Linked DNA regions of Homo sapiens: region 2 is linked to region 1. Evidence: chromatin contacts called from ENCODE Hi-C or POLR2A ChIA-PET data. All regions are on one chromosome and are shown on one strand. Each heading gives the region's core, a stretch centred on a gene start or an enhancer-like site at or near the end of the contact. The rest is flanking DNA. Distances are from core to core; before and after follow the strand shown. Region 1 overlaps NFIB (nuclear factor I B). Region 2 overlaps NFIB-AS1 (NFIB antisense RNA 1).

Region 1 (2,540 bases), core at 20-2,519:
CTGGTTCAAACAGATGAAGCTACACTAAAAATTTCTATCTTTTAAGGCTGTTAATAGATGAACTTTCATACTGTAGATAGAAAAGAGAGATGTCTTGTCTGAAGGTGAAGCTAACAGCATTAGGAAAGGATTATTCTACTTTATACACGGTTCCTATTATACAAAATCCTGAGAGTTTTTTTGTTGCTAGTTTTTCTTTTTCTTTTTTTTTTTTTTTTGAGATGAGAGTAATATGCTTCCTTAGAAGGTGATATGTATCTTGAAAAAGTGAAGAAAAACTGAGAACAATATAGGCAGATTATCACCTAATATGCCCTCTTAACTTATAAAGAAATTGAAATATACGTAAAACAAGCACTGAATAATTAAAGAAATGTGTAACACTAAGGGCCTGATTTTAATTTGCATAATTTTTCCCCTAACAGTGCCTAATTAAGACATCAGTTAAAAAAAAAATCCAATGGAACTCTAAGATTTTCCACACTGAATTAACGTTAAGGACTTTTAATGGATGTCTTAATTAGACTTTGTTATTCATGGAAATTCTACACAAATTAAAATCAGACCTTGTGTGCACTGTTCCCAGCTGAGTCTAGCAAAATGCTCTATGGAACTGAGACTTCTGAATCCATGAGCTGACAACAAATTTTATTTCTAAACGATATACTAAGATCCCACTCTCACTTAGCTGTCTTTAGTACTTCAGTCATGAAAAGTGCTACAACATTTTAACATTTTCTTCTAAAATACAAATAATAATTTTAACTTCAAATTCAAAATTCAATATTGAGTTTAATATCTCAGTCAGTCAAACTAAAAGTAATGATAACTTTTTAAGTAACCCAAAGGGTCCTGGATGCGTTGTTATTCTAAATTAAAAGTTCAGAAAGGACCATTTTGTTTCATTTTAACAAATTAAGACCAAAGGGATTTTTTTCTCACCTTTCTTTGCTAATTTAAATTGATAGACACACACTATTTACTAGCATTTCAGGAATGTTCCACCGTAGTAATGACGGAATGTTTGTGAAAATTCTCCAAAATATTAAAAGGTATAATAAGTGGACAGGAGTCTTAGAGGTAAAGCAGCAAAGCTAAATATCAGATCCTAATATCAAAATTACATTACATGTTTTAGATATTACAATTATTGATAGCCCCAGGTCTGGCACAAAGACTGTCTACTTGATTGTGGAAAATGCTCATATACCAAATTCCTATGAAGTAACCTCTTGGTAGAAGAAACCATATGTCTAGGGGAGTGAGAAATGCTCATGAGTCACTACACTTACAAAATGAATCCCCAAAACCACTGCACAATGTTTCCAAAAAAAAGAAAGACGCTTCTAGTAATGTCACTCATTATTAAATGTAAGTCATGTCTCTGCAAAGAATATTCAAGTAGTCATCAAACACTGAGAATGTTTACATTACCAAAGCTTATTTTAATACCTAATAGTTGGTCTATAAATACAACTGTAAGTTCTTTTGTGTGTGTTTATTTTAGCACATACCTTACTCCTGCCTGAAATAAGCACATTGTCTCTGTGTCAAACCAGGTATTTAAGAGGTGTGAACTCCAGCCCAGAGCTTTCCTGTCAATGTACTTTCTGCATAAACTTTCCCTTCAGTCAGTGAAAATCCAAAAACATTAAACCATCTTCACAAATGTACCCTTTGGGGCAACACACTTCCTACCTGTCATTCAGCCACCTTTAAATAAAAACTTATTGAGTCACCAAGCAACTTCCTGAAGATGGATTTCAAGGCTTGACGTTCTGCCAGACACACTGTCTGACTAACCTTTGTGTCTCAGAATTAGATCTGTCCCATCTCCCTTAGGTGCTAATCTTATTTTCTCTCTTATTTTTACCTGGCTGGTTTGTGGACTGGATGGGTCATAAGAAGGTACATAGTTCTTCAGAGTATCCTGAGGATTCAGGTGGGGAGGATATCTGATTGTTGGATGAGAAAAGTAGCTCGATGGGGCTGGAGGAAGGATAGCTTGTGTTGGAAATGGCAACGGTGAAGGTGGAGGTGGAGTTCGAGTTGAGATGACTGCAGAAGACAGAAAAGGAAAGATTGACTCATCAGCTGGTTACCTTATTGCTCCATTCTGATCCTGAAGAATGCTGTGAAACTACAAAACTGGTAACCATTCATTTTTGTCCCCATGATTTAACCAAGCTCTCCTAAATCAACAGTTACTTTTTCATTTTTATTCTCAACACCAGTACGGCTAACTACACAGAGATAAAACATCACTCTAGAAAATTAACAATCTTGCTTCCTGGCTCTGTGAGTGGTTACAAAATCAGTTTCTCTTTTATAGGTTATGTCAATACTTGATAAAACACTTCTTTGAGCAAAGATATATCCCGTTGAAAACATATTCTTTGATTATAAAATCTTTAGGCCGGGTGCAGTAGCTCACACCTGTAATCCCAGCACTTTGGGCGGCTGGGGCAGGTGGATCACCTGAGGTCAGGAGTTCGAGACCAGCCTGGCTAACATGGTGAAACCCCATCGCTACTGAAAAT
Region 2 (2,540 bases), core at 19-2,518, 230 kb after region 1:
CTCCCGCCCCCACCTTGCGCTCCAACACCCGGCACTTTTCCCTGTACCGAAATTCACTTTACTACTTCTTGAAATTCGGAAAACTCCACCGACGCTTGGACTCGCTGCAACCCAGGGGCTGCCTAAAGCTCTCGCACGAGTTGCTTGAGGGAAATCACTCTCTGCTCTTGCGAGCAAACAGATCTCTGTATTTTTAAACAATCTAACTGAATGGGGGAGCGAAGCTAGCGAGGACAATTTGAGCAGTCTTTGTAGCCTGTTGGGAGAATTTTTGGAAGCTAGCGGGGTGGGGGTTTGGTCTCGCATGCGAACCTGTGGGAAGGACAGTTCAGGCTGGGCCCTGGGGCTGGAAGTCTCATTTGAGGAGCACACGGTCCCGAGAATGGCACGTATTTAACAACCTTCTTTAGGGCAAACTCTGCAACGGAGCCCGCCCGACATTAAATTTAGGGGGTGTGGAAGCGTAGACTGGGTTCAACCGGGAAATTTTCCCCGAGACGCCAAAGGCATTCCGCGTTATGTTTCCCATGCGGGTTTCTGCTTTTTGATAGCGAACCCCACTCCGTTTTGGGAGCAGCGAAATTTTGGAGAGCCCCAAAGCAGGGCTCGTTTGGGGTCCAAAGGGAAGAAAAGACTTGATCTGTGGCTGGGGAACAGCGGCACTTTATTTCCTGGGGCATGCACTTACATTCCCTACGGCCACAAAGCACCCAGCTGAAAACGAAATGTGGGCAAATATTAGGTAACTACGGAGAAGGAGGGAAGTTAGCCTCATCTTGTTTAGGATACTCGCTTTAACAGCGAGGACTGATGGGCTATGCGGAAAAAAGAATTTATTAGTGACAATTTCTTGCATAGGGATGAGAGTTGAGACTTCGAGCTAAAAGACGGCTCAGAACGCTTCCCGCGCGGCAGTCCCCCGCCTCCCTTAAAAAAAGTCATCCTGTCAATATTGGCTCTTAAGTCACACCCCCATTACCGGTCCACAGTGGCATTTCCCTTCCCCGTGTGCCCCTTTCTATACCCACTCATCTGGGCTTTGGATTGCCCATGATCTCTCCCTGCCTGGAAAAACTCGTGCAAACTTGCCCTTCACCAGGCACGCACGCACGGGTGGGCTTTCCCCAGGAGGGTCGTTTGGCGGCCCCGGGGACCCTCCTGGGCCTGGGAAACCCGGAGTATTTTCCAGCGCTCAGCCTCGGTGCCTCTGTATTATTTCGGTTCAGTCCCAGGGGCCCCGACCCAAGGATAATAAACAATGCCGCTTATTAGAGATACAAACGGGCACAGAAAAGAACCACACGGAAAAGCAAAGCACAGAGGCATTTTAACAAGTGGTTAGGCATTCAGGGCAGCCTGCGAAAGTGACGCAAAATTAAAAACGAAGGGCGTTTCTCTAAGAAAAAAACAGACTTTCACAGAATGCAGATTTTGTTAAAACATGATGGTTGGAACTACGTTTAGTTTGGTTTTGCCTCTGGAGATCAGTCGGAGTTGTTGCTACCTGCCCTTGCCTCGCTGCAAATCGCCACCCCCGCTGCCCCCAATTCCTATAGGGCGAAAGACCTGGGTGGGGTGGGGGGGGAAGTTGGGGGTCTTCTAGCTGTTGGCATGCTCTGATACCGTTATTCCAGATCTCTCAAGAATTGAAAACACGACCTCCTCTTTAGGGAGGGACAACAGGGGCTTTAGGGGGAGATGTATAATATCAGGCGCTGCCAGATGATTCAGAGATACAAAAAAAATTCCTCTTTCTTTTTAAAATGTAAATGCAGATACCTTATGGGCGCTGATCGTGAGAGTGGGGGCTAGGGATTCCTCCCTGGGTGCGGGTGTAACCAATTTCTGGTCTGCCGATGGCCTTGGGAAAGGGCCTCCCATCTGCTTCCAACAACCCCCTTACAATGTCAGAAAATCTTCCTGCCTGCAAATATTGGCACAAAGCTGTTTCGACAGGCGGTGCTGCTTTAAATAGGAAGGAGACCGCGGGGCAAAAGAAAGTCGCGACCTTTCTACCCACTAGACTACCTGCCTCCTATCCCCCAAAGGCCAAGCTTTGGCAAAGGAGACTCGGAGGGAAATCTCCCGTTCTGAGTGGCGTAGGAAATGAATCAGCTGTGTGTTCCAGGAACAAATCTTTAGTTGGTTTTCAGGAGTTGGAGTGCATAAAAAATAGGTATCCCCAGACTAGCTGCTAAGCAGGGAGAGGATCATGTTTGGGCATCTGCACCTCCTATGGTCCAGTCTCCCCACTTTTTTTGGTTGTTGTTAAGATAAAGTTTATGCTGGAAGAAACTTCAGAGGTGCTTTAGCCCAATTCTCTTGGGCAGTGGGTTCCTTCTGACTTTGCCGAAAGTAATTTGTCCAAAGGGCAGCTCTGCTCCTGGATCTGCCTAGGGAGGCCTGGTCTCAACAGCGCCAGCCCTGTGCCCCATACAGAACTCTCATCCTAGGGAGCTGGGCTAGGGCTGGCTGTGTCCGGGCCAGGGATGCCTGGACCTTGAATCACACCCCTTCTGCCTACCAAGGGCATCTCCCCT

Evidence for each region. Hi-C counts contacts between places; a loop is a spot of excess contacts on that map. ChIA-PET counts read pairs that join two places held with the same protein, here RNA polymerase II (POLR2A). Pooled maps may share reads with other maps.
Region 2: a loop to region 1 is called in a map with no recorded cell type, with 2.1 times the contacts of the local background. The contact joins two enhancer-like sites. A Hi-C loop is called at or near these places in 1 of 37 single-sample maps with no recorded cell type and 7 of 50 pooled maps. POLR2A ChIA-PET finds 5 or more read pairs at or near these places in 3 of 52 experiments (A549, BJ and HEK293).

Annotation. Positions count from the first base shown.
Region 1 is chr9:14,118,567-14,121,106 of GRCh38, forward strand. It overlaps NFIB (nuclear factor I B), which reads right to left. Exons shown (of 11, transcript NM_001190737.2): 8 at 1,874-2,058. Among named protein-coding and RNA genes, the nearest start is that of LINC00583, 190 kb to the left of the region's middle. Within about 2 kb of position 1,270, at least 2 of the 41 ENCODE cell types and tissues checked have a DNase peak (open chromatin) inside an H3K27ac peak, as active enhancers do.
Region 2 is chr9:14,348,938-14,351,477 of GRCh38, forward strand. All of the region lies in intron 1 of NFIB-AS1 (NFIB antisense RNA 1), which reads left to right. It also overlaps a transcript of NFIB not described here. Among named protein-coding and RNA genes, the nearest start is that of NFIB-AS1, 33 kb to the left of the region's middle. RefSeq lists an enhancer at 1-364. Within about 2 kb of position 1,269, at least 10 of the 41 ENCODE cell types and tissues checked have a DNase peak (open chromatin) inside an H3K27ac peak, as active enhancers do.